Regions from separate parts of the Homo sapiens genome. Here region 2 is linked to region 1. Evidence: chromatin loops called from intact Hi-C (ENCODE). Cell type or tissue: heart right ventricle. All regions are shown on one strand. Links, peaks and the distances in the headings refer to the core of each region. The heading gives the core; the rest is flanking DNA. Region 1 holds the start of COL5A1 (collagen type V alpha 1 chain). Region 2 overlaps LOC100506532 (a long non-coding RNA gene).

The links. Peaks named below come from ENCODE experiments on the same cell type or tissue, not always from the same donor. Only the 100,000 strongest peaks of a DNase experiment are listed, where the experiment ranks them.
Region 2: it touches region 1 in a loop (2.1-fold over the local background); 8 of 110 quality-filtered maps call a loop at or near these places.

What each region holds. Positions count from the first base shown.
Region 1 is chr9:134,639,969-134,645,332 of GRCh38, forward strand. COL5A1 (collagen type V alpha 1 chain) reads left to right here and starts at 1,835. Exons shown (of 66, transcript NM_000093.5): 1 at 1,835-2,328. The coding sequence starts at 2,220. RefSeq lists enhancers at 2,814-3,520, 4,776-5,360. In heart right ventricle, for the core only: CTCF peaks have their summits at 1,550 and 2,736 (motif pointing left); DNase peaks (open chromatin) are centred at 1,683, 2,911, 4,873, 5,223 and 2 weaker places; H3K4me3 peaks cover 4,233 bases; H3K27ac peaks cover 4,271 bases; H3K27me3 peaks cover 814 bases.
Region 2 is chr9:134,532,244-134,537,607 of GRCh38, forward strand. All of the region lies in intron 2 of LOC100506532 (a long non-coding RNA gene), which reads left to right. Among named protein-coding and RNA genes, the nearest start is that of COL5A1, 110 kb to the right of the region's middle. In heart right ventricle, for the core only: no CTCF peak of the experiment used is centred there; no DNase peak of the experiment used is centred there; H3K27me3 peaks cover 2,995 bases.

The DNA of each region.
Region 1 (5,364 bases), core at 259-5,258:
ACAGGAGGGCTTGCTGACTGGCACGGATGTGCACATGGGACTGTCAGAAAGGAACTCCACTTGTGCTTGGGGAAAAAGAAGCTGGAACCAGAAAGCCTCCACTCTCTTCTGATAACCAGGCCATGGCCTGTGTCAGCACCCCTAGTCTTCAGGGGTGAAGCTGGCCTTGCTGGTAGGGGCGGGGGCACTCCAAGGACCAAGCACAGCTGGGGCTGGCGCGGAGTCTGGGGTTTGATGGAATTTCTCACTCATTGAAGTCCACAGGGAAAGTAAAGGGCCAGTGGCTGCAGGTTAACCAACGCACAGACACGCACACAGGCACACACACAAACACACACATGCACACAACTCACACACATTTTTGCCTGATCACATATGCCTTATACAAGTTGTAAAACAAAATAAAATCAACAAGGAAACAGGTCAGAACTAACATTTGCTTTACTGAATGTATCTCAAGCACCTCCCCACGTCTGTGTGTGAAGAGCTTCTCATTCTTTTCCTGCGAAATATTTGATATCTATGCAAGCGCATGTGGCAGATATGGAGACTAAAAGCCTCATCACCAAGTTAGCAACAGCGACCTATCACCCAGCTCCGGAGCCTGCCATGGCTATCCTGGCAAACCTAACCTCGGACGCCTCTCTCACCTCCTGTTTCCAGAATGGTGAGAATTAAAGAGCATTTGGGGAATTTCACGCCCAGTCTGGAGATGTAACTGGAGAGGGGAGTCCCAGCCCTGTCTGGCATCTCTGGCTAAATTGTTTGTTCAAAGGGAATGGGGATGGCCCAGGGTTTGCAAATCGTTCTTAATTCATTCTGATTCCCTCCTTTTAAAAAACTAGCCCTGCAGCCCTTGGGGAAGGGGTGTGGGTCAGGCTTCAGGAGGCTGTGCAGGGAGGCCAGGCCTGGGGAAGCTGGAGGGAGAGACGCCCACCTACCACCCAGAGACTGGCGGGCCTCCTGCTGGAGGAGACCCCGAGGGGCTTAAAGAAGCCAGGCAGGAGAATCAGGGCCCCAGCTCTTCTCCGAGAGCAGCCGATCAGGAATGCCTTCTCCCTGCGCCAGCTGTCACTCCCAAGGGGATGCCTTCTTTGGTTTCCTTTTTATTGCAGAGGGGCCACCAGGGAGTGGGCAGGAGTGAGGGGTGAGAGCCTGGGGGCCGCAGAGCCAAACTTCGCCTGATTAATAACCCAGATGTTCCCGTCCAAGCACATGGAGGTCCCGGGAGCTCTTGGGAAGTCAGACCCCAGCTCGGTCCCGTGCCAATCTGCAGTTAGGAGGCAGGTCCTCGGTCCGGGTTGACACGTAGGCCACAGTCTTGGGCGCCCTGATCTGGCTGGATGGGAAGTTTAGTCTCCACCCAGAAGAGGAGCTCTGAACTCCTCCACGTTAAAGAAAAAGTTAGGCGGGGTAAACTGCAACTTTCTTTTTAACCCGAAGTGATCAAACCTCGGGGCCCCTCTGCACTGGTTCTTGGAGCATGGCCAGGTGCGGGCACCTGGGGTGGGAACAGTGGGGGGACCAGGGTGGGCCCCTGGGCTCCGAGGCCGCCCCAGGCCCGCCCGCCTACCGGCTCTCAGAGAAAGAACAGGGGGCCGCGCCCGCCCCACGTCCGCTCCGCCCCGGGCCAGCCCCTTCCTCGCTGCGACTCGCCCGCTGTCCCCACCCCCTCGCCCGCGGCGCCCAGTGGGAGGCGGGGGCTGGCCTCGCCGAGCCCAGCGCCGGGCTCTGATTTGCTGCGGGCGTTGGGGATCGACAGCCTCCGCGGCTGCCTTCCAGGAGAGAGGGAGGGAGGAAAAGGGGGAAAAAAGTGCTCCGCGCCGAAGGCGAGGTCCGCACTCTCCGTCCCCGCGGCTGGCGCAGGACCTCACTCGAGCGGAGCGCCCACGGGGAGCGGGTCGCGGGGCGGCGGCGGCGAGGAGGAGGCGAGAAGGAGTTGGAGGAGGAGGAGGAGGAGGCGAGGGCGAGCTAGCCCAGCGGGGTCCCGGCCGCCCCGCGGGCCAAAGTCGAGCCCTCCCGCCCGTGGGCGAGCGCGCCAGCCGCCCCTTCCAGAACAGCCGCCGCCACAAAGAAGAACGGGGGGTGCCGAGGTCCCCATGACCTCCTAAAGTGGTGCGGTCCCTGCTGAGTGCGCTGCCCGGGCCGTGACCCGCGCCCCTGTGCGTCCCCGCGCGCCTCCGAGCGCCCCTGTGCGCCCCGGCCCGCGCCCCGCCGGCATGGACGTCCATACCCGCTGGAAAGCGCGCAGCGCGCTCCGCCCGGGCGCCCCGCTGCTGCCCCCGCTGCTGCTGCTGCTGCTGTGGGCGCCGCCTCCGAGCCGCGCAGGTAAGGGCGCCCCGGGGCGCGGGGCTGCGGGATGGGGCGCGCGCAGCCCGGGCGCCGCTGTCATCCCCGGGCGCCTTCGCCCGCAGAACTTTTCTTCCTTGGCCTGTGGAATGCACGGGCCAAGACCACGAATGCCATTTGCTGGGGGCCCCCCCGAGATGACGACACGCAGACACAATGCCCGCGGGCGCGCCGCCGCCCCCTCCCCAGACGGGCGGGTCGGGTGGGGCTGTCGCGCGAGCCGAGGAAGGACCGAGGGCTGGATCAGCAGGAGGGGTTGTCCACGAGGCGGGCAAACTTTTGTCCCAAAAACCTTCCTTCTCTGTCCCACATCACAGGCGCCCAGCTTGGGCCCTCACAGCCCTACAGCAGAACTTCCTCTGCTCCAAACCGGGCAGGGCCGCCCCCTAGAGTTACAGCCCTTCAAATCCCGGGACTCCTGGGGATGGGGGGAATCCCAGAAGCCTGGGCCCCCAGCACTGAACTTCCCCCAGGCACTGTCACTCTAGGCTGAGCTGGCGCCCTGCTTTCCCCAGGGACAGCGTTTCCTGCAGCCTTGGTCACCTAAGTGTTCGGGGGCACTGGGGACCCCTGCAGGGTGGTAGACAGCCCTGCTCCTAATCCCACCCCCAAACTTCTTGATCCCTGGAAGGCAGCTTTTCCTGGATTCGCTGCTGAGAGATGGGATGCGTGGAGCAAAGCCAGAGATGGGCTTGCAGGCGGGGCTGTGAGTGGTTGGGATGATATGCAGATGTGGGATTCCTTCTGCCAAGGGTCAGCCCTTAGAAGGAGGCTTGCTTCCCGGGGAGGGCGCTTCAAGGCGGGGACTGTCTGCGTCCCTGCCTGGGTTCTCGAGGGTTCAACTCTCCCTGGCGCAGCTTCCTGACGGGGGAGTTTTTCTAGGCATCGCTCTTGGTAGTTAGTGGCGGGGTGGGTTTTCACAGACTCTCGAACATCAGAGCCCCCAGCCCTGGAAGGTCCCCCGAATCCTTATTGACAGGCGGGGAGATGGAGGCTCAGAGCTGTGTGCTGCCAGGTCAGGAGAAGTGGCGGGCAGAGCGATGGGACGGTGGGCTCAGCGAACGTCTGGACCAGCCCGCCGCCTGCCAGCAAGAATGCTTCTCTCTGCTTCACGATTGGAAGACAAGTGGGAAGAATCATTGTCCGTGTTCCGCTTGTCAATTAAAACACTCTTTTCCTTTTTCCCTGGCACGATCAGTGCTTGTTGGGCTAACTGGATGAGCTGGAGTCTGGGTGTGGGGGCTGCCCTGGGGCTCTGGGGGAGGAGCCAGGAGCCTGGCCTGGCTCCCAGGACCTGGGATCTCATCCCTGGGCCGCCACCAACTCTCTCCTGACCCTGGGCTAACTGGGCTTGTGTTTCTCCAGGGGTTAGCTGAAGGTGGGGGACAACAGAGGTCCCCAGAAAAGTGGAGAGGAGAAGGAAGGTGTGGTCAGGGACTGTGCCATTGCCGGGGGACTAGGCCCTGTCTCAGCGCCTCTGGGGACTTTTCCCCAGAAACTCAGGAGGGAGTCCTTCAGGGGAATCGTCACCCTAGACAGCTGGGGCAGGGCACTGCCTGGGGACCATGCACCGGACTGGGCTTGGGGTTCCATTTCCCTCCCTGCCCATCTCCCCACCTCCACACTGTCTTTTTCCCTCTCTGGTTGCCCTCGCTAATCGAAGTGCGGCTCGTTGGAAGTGGGAGTGAGGATGGCCCAGAGCAGCAGGCTATGGAGTTGGACATTTTGCTTTTGTCAGAACAGACTTTTAGAAGCATGTGGAGAGACCACTTTTCTTAGTGAGTTTTGCCAACGTCTCTCCACCTCCCAGGGTGGGACCTATTTGGAAGTCATCCTTCGAGCATGGCCAGAGGGGGCGGCTGTCCACTGGAGATGCAGGCGCTGGGGGGAGGGGGCGGCTGTCCACTGGAGATGCAGGCGTGGCGGGGAGGGGGCGGCTGTCCACTGGAGATGCAGGCGCTGGGGGGAGGGGGCGGCTGTCCACTGGAGATGCAGGCACTGGGGGAAGGGGGCGGCTGTCCACTGGAGATGCAGGCGCTGGGGGGAGGGGGCGGCTGTCCACTGGAGATGCAGGCGCTGGGGGGAGGGGGCGGCTGTCCACTGGAGATGCAGGCGCTGGGGGGAGGGGGCGGCTGTCCACTGGAGATGCAGGCGTGGCGGGGAGGGGGCGGCTGTCCACTGGAGATGCAGGCGCTGGGGGGAGGGGGCGGCTGTCCACTGGAAATGCAGGCGTGGCGGGGAGGGGGCGGCTGTCCACTGGAGAGGCAGGCGCGGGGGGGAGCCACCAGCAAGTGCCTGCTGTCTTCTCCATCTTCGGATCTGCCAGATGTTTTCTGAGGGTTTTCTGAACACAGTTCTTTTGCCTGCTTTCTTTTGGCCAAGTGTGTGAAGGAATGAAAAGTAAGATTGCATTTGGGGCTGCTGAACAGTGTAACGGGGAAGGAGAGTATGGGAAATGAAACATGACCCCAATATTTGGAAATTGAGGTCATCTCCTCTACACGCCATTGGTTGACTCCAGTCACGTGATTGCTTTTTGCAATAATTTGTGGGGAGAGTCGGCCAAGTTTTGTGAGACTTGACAGGTATCAAATGGTTAAATTTCCTCTGACTCAATCAAGTTGGCTGGAAAGACATCCTTTTCCATCCTCTGCCCCCTCCCTCCCTCTCCCCATAAAAGAGCAGTGAGTGGGAGGAGCTCAGAAGCCCCAAGAATTCCCCAAGCCCTCTCCCTGCTGTGGTCCAGATTTGCCGGAGGGGTTGGAGTTTTGGTTGCTACCCAGGGCTGTGCCCACCCAGCAGTGCGGCAGCCCCAGGCAGGGGCGTGCTCCCAGTGCCAGGCTCACAGTGGTTTCTCCAGTGATGTTACTCCTGGGCTGCTCCTGCGGGGCTGGCCAGAGCCTGCTCTTCACCCCGCCCTGCAGATATTTCTGGACTCCCCACCGCCACGCCTCAGCCGAACACAGCTGGTGCTGCCCGTCCCGCCCTGCCTTCTCGCTGCCTGGCCTGTCTGCC
Region 2 (5,364 bases), core at 108-5,107, 110 kb before region 1:
GAGGCCAGCTCCGGAAGCGGGATGGCGGCAGCTCTGCTCCTGTCATTTCCTTCCCGCCTCTGCTCTTTCCACTCCGCTGATGTGAAGAGCCTTGGTGGTAGCTGATCTGTCACATCTCACGAGGAGCCATGTCCAGACACCACCCATGATGACATGGTAGCACGTGGAGGACAGCAAGTTTTCAGCCAGAGGAAGGACACGAGTACATGGAGGTTGAGGGGCAAAAGGGGTGGAATGTATTGGGTGTATTTTTTTTCTTTTTTTAAAATGGCTTTATTGAGATTTATTTTATATACCAAACAACTCACCCATTTAAAGTGTATGATTCAATGTTTTTTGGTATGTTATTATTTTTAAAAATTGTGGTAAAATATATAAAACATACAATTTGTGGCCGGGGCCATGGCTTACGCCTGTTATCCCAATGCTTTTGGAGGCGAAAGTGGGAAGATCGCTTAAGCATTCCAGGAGTTTGAGACCAGCCTGGGCAACATAGTGAGACCCTGTCTCTACAAAAAAATTAAAAAATTAGCTGGGTGTGGTGGCACAGGCCTGTAGTCCCAGCTACTAGGGAGGCTGAGGCGGGAGGATGGCTGGAGCCCAGGACACTGAAGCCGCAGTGAGCCGCGATTGCACCGCTGTATCCAGCCTGGGTGGCGGAGTGAGACCCTTCCTCAAACAACAACAAGAACAATGACAAAAACCCAAAATAACCTTTGCCATTTCAACCATCTTAAGTATATAATTCAGTGGCATTAATTACATTGGCAATGTGTAACCACCACTATCTGTTTTCCGAATGTCATGAACCCAAAGAGAAACTACACCCACTAAGTAGTTAACTCCCCATTCTTCCCTCTTCCAACCCTGGTAACCTCTAATCTACTTTCTGTCTCTGTGAATTTGCCTATTTTAGATATTCCATAGAAATAGAATTATAGGCTGGATGCGGTGGCTCATGCTCGTAATCCCAGCACTTTGGGAGGCTGAGGCAGGCGGATCATTTGAGGTCAGGAGTTTGAGACCAGCCTGGCCAACATGGTGAAACCCCATCTCTACTAAAAAACATAAAAATTAGCCAGGCATGGTGGTGTGTGCCTGTAATCTCTGCTACTGGGGAGGCTGAGGCATGAGAATCGCTTGGATCTAGGAGGTGGAGGTTGCCTTCAGCAGAAATTGTACCACTGCACTGGGTGACAGAGTGAGACTTCATCCCTGCTCCCACCTCTGCAAAAAAAGAAATAGAATTACATAGTGTGTGGTGTGGTGTTTTTCATCGGCTTATTCATGTCGTAGCAGGAATCAGAACCCCATTCCTTTTTATGACCACATAATATTCCACTGTATGGAACGAACACAGTTTGTGTATCCATTCGCCTGTCCCACTTGGGTGGTTGGTGTATTTTGGGGATTGGAAATAGGGCTGCTGGGAGCCTGTGTGTGGATTCACTCGAGCCCCTGTTTCCAATTCCACTGGGACTATGTCTGGAGTATCATTGCTGGGTTACCTGGTAGTTCTGTTTAGCTTTTTGAGGCGCCACTGCAGTGTTTCCAACGGCACATGATGCATTTGCCGGTGGGTCTGTTTGGCCCCTCCATACCCACCCTCCACCTTTCTCGGCTCTGCTCTGTAACCGGACGTGGTCCTGGGTAGACAGTGCCAAAGGCCCCCTTCCCCTCCAATTCCAGGTTAGGCTCAGCCGGCGGGCGGGGTGACAGGAGGGAAGGCAGGGTGGGCGTTCCCAGGGCCCTCCCTGTGAGGTTGTCTCAGGGTGGCCGTGCAGCTGCATGGAGGTGGCAGCTCTCCCAAGGTGTGACTCCATGGGGATCGGAAGTGCTGCCTCCCTCCTCCCTGGGCCTGCGGTGAGAGCCCTGTGACCACACTCTCCTGGGGCTCCCTTCACCCACACTATTGCAAACACTCCCTTTGTAAATCAGCGGTCCCTGAATCATCTGGGCTGGAGTGAGTCCCCCATTTCCTGTTGAAATCAGCCCCCAGCCCCCGTGTGCTCTGGACTGGATGTGCCTTCGAGGCTGGAGGGGCAGGAGCTCCCCTCCTCGTAATCCCCAAGCCGAATGCCCAGCAGGACGCAGAGGTCAGTAGGGATATTTTGGACGCACGAAAGAATGGCCTCACTGTTTCGATAGTTGCTCACATATTCTAAGCACGTCGGAAACGCGGAGCTTCTGGCCTCGGGCCTGAGTGGAGAAAAGACCGGCTTCCCCGAGGGCTCTCTCGTCTATCAAAGGGAATCAAACTGACAGCTAGGTGCTGGGGACAGCCTCATGAAGAGGAGGAAGTTCACTCGGCAGAGGACCAGTGAAGGCTCTGCACTCTGGGAAGAACGAGGTCGTGGCTCAGCCCCACCTCGGGCTTACCTGGGCAGGTGACTTCGGCTGCCCGCCTGGGAGTGGGATATTCTTAGCTTCATGTGATGACCCTGTAAATAGGGTGCTTGTGGGGATGAAAGAGCTTCCTGCTCATGTAGGGCCAGGTAAGGGGACTTGAGGGACCCGCGAAGAGCCTGATGGTGCCCCGGGTGTGTGGGTGGCGGATCCCAGCTGCGTGGAGCCCCGGCTTGCACTCAGCATAGAGCACAGATGCACAAGAACTATTTGCTGAATAAACAAATAACAGAACATGGTAGTCCAGAGAAACCCTTGTTTATATAACAGGAAGACAGAAGAGAATGTTTATAGGAATATGGCTTATAAAGCCAACAAAACGGACACAGCTCAGAGGCTCATCAACAGGTGGCTGGACAAAAGAATGGGGCTGTATCCACGTGGTAGAATATTACACGGCAGTTAGGTGCGCGGATAATGGCTCCGTGTGCCCCCAGGCGCACCTTGCCATGGATGAATATCAAATATGATTGAGGGAGAAAAGTCAGGGAAAGAAATATATGTATATTCAATTTCATACATTTCACAAATGCTATACCTACTGCTGCCGTAACAAATCGCCGTGAATTTAAAACGTGTAGTTTAAAACAACACATATTGATTATCTTATGGCTCTGGAAGTCAGAAGTCCAGCATTGGTCTCACTGGTCTAGAATCCAGGTGTGGGCAGGGCTCTGGAGAGCAGTCCCCCTCCAGCACCTATGGGCCACCTGCGGTCCTCGGCTCTTGGCCCCACCCTTCGTCGTCAAGGCCAGCAGCATCTTCTCTCCCCGACCTTGGTCTCCATCCTCACATCTTCTCTCTCTGACTCTGACCCCCCTGCCTCCCTGTTGTAAGGACCTGATTAATTACACTGGACTCACTGCCCCACTACATCTGCAAAATCAGGTGACATATTCCCAGTTCCAGGAACTGGGACACCTTTGGAGGCCACCATTCTGTCTACTGCACAGATGAATGACAAACATGCACCCAGGAGAATGGGGGTCTCTGGGGAGGGCAGATGGGATAGGGGAGACATACAGAGGCACGTCTTCGGGGCTGGACAGCTTTATTATCACTGTTGAATTAAGAAACAGGGGTAGCAGTTTCTGCACCCACCCCTGTCAGGGACCCTCTCCAACAGCCCAGCCCCCAGTGGCTGCATCTCTGTGTCCCTGGCACACCTCACCATCATGATGGGGCTGGAGGTGGACATTGGTGAATACATATCCCAACTCCCTACCCCTGAGAGGGAGGGGAATTCTGGGCCCTTTTTCCAGAGCATCACCGTAGGGTTCCCCATCACCCTCCCTGGGAACTGGCTTCACATAATGTAAAGATAACCATTTTAAAGTAAGCAGTTCCATGGCATTTAGTACCTTCATGATGTGAGGCAGCCACCACCTCTGTCCGGTTCTAAAACATTTGCATCACTCCAAAGAGAACTTTGTACCATGTCCCATCACCCCCCTCCAGCCCTTGATGACTGTGGATCTGCTATCACCGCCGTTATTCCCCCTCCAGCCCCCAGCCCCTGGTGACTGTGGGTCTGCCATCACCGCCGTTATTCCCCCTCCAGCCCCCCAGCCCCTGGTGACTGTGGGTCTGCTACCACCCCCGTCATTCCCCCTCCAGCGCCCAGCCTCTGGTGACCGCAGATCTGCCTTCTGTCTTGGAGGATTTGCCCGTTCTGGACATTTCATGGAGATGAATCACACAACATGTGGGCTCGGGTCTGGCTTCTTTTCTGAGGCTCTGCCGTGTGGTCGTCTGTGTGAGAGCTCTGCTCCCTTGCATGGCTGAGGAACATCCCATTGTCCGGATAGACCACCGCGTGTGGACCCTCCTCTGCTGAGGGGTATCTGGGCTGCTTCCACCTTTGGCTTCTGTGAATTGTGCTCTAGGAACCTCGGTGAACACACACTTGTTGGAGTCCCTGTCTTCAGTTCTTCCAGGCACACACCTGGCTGTGGAGCTGCACGTGCTCTCTCGATGGCTACCCCCCTCCCCGGTGGCCCCTCTCCCCCCAGCATTCTCTCCATCCTTGGGTCCTTGTGTCAGGGGTTGCTTCTGGGGAAACGGAAATGTCACAGAAACTTAACAAACGTGAGATCTGTTAGTTCTGGTTCTGAGTCACCTTCTCTAAACCTGTGCTGTGCAATGTGGAAGCCACGGTCCGTACTTGGCTGTTTCAATGCAGGTGAATTTAAAAAGATGGACTTTAGATGCAGGTCCAGAGGCACAGTGGCCCCATTTCAAGTGGCCAGTGGCTACCGAATGGGACAGGGCCGATATAGGACGTGCCCATCATCGGGAAAGTTCCACTGGACAGTGCTGCTCTATATTTTTGGGAAATATTTTGTACTTAAAAACGTGCCCCAAAGAACCCCAAAGTGAACAACGAAAACAAGCCATTTTGGAGCATGAGAGTGGCACGGGTGCAGCAGGGGCAGAATCGGTGGGGCCAGGATCAGCGGGGGCAGGATCCGCAGGGGGTGCCGGCGGTGCTGGCTTGAACGAGCTGACTCCGAGCCCTTGAAGCTAGGGCTCAGCCTCTCAATCTGGAATGTGGCCCCTACAGAGCTGGGTGGGTCTGGGGACATGGATGAGGCTGTCCCAGGTGGGGCAGGTCAAGGCACTGCTTAGAGCAGGGTTCAAAGCTGGGGCGTGCAGACCCAGGAGGCCGTAGGGTCTGTAAAGCACCCAGAGGCCGGTACAGCTCCAAGCCCCAGGGTGCCTGGGGAGGGCAGGCAGGGCCAGGCAGGGGCAGACCCTGAGTGGGGGCTATGTGCCCCCTCCCATCTTCCAGGAGCAGAGCACGTGCTGGAGCAGGAGTAGTGGGGGCCACCCTCTCCATAGAGCAGGTCTCAGGCCAACCAGCTGGGCAACTGGACAGGCCCAAAAGGCCCCTGGGTCTCAGTTTCCTTGTGTCTGAAATAAGCAGGGTCTCTGGTCTCCTACAGGGCCAGGGCACTC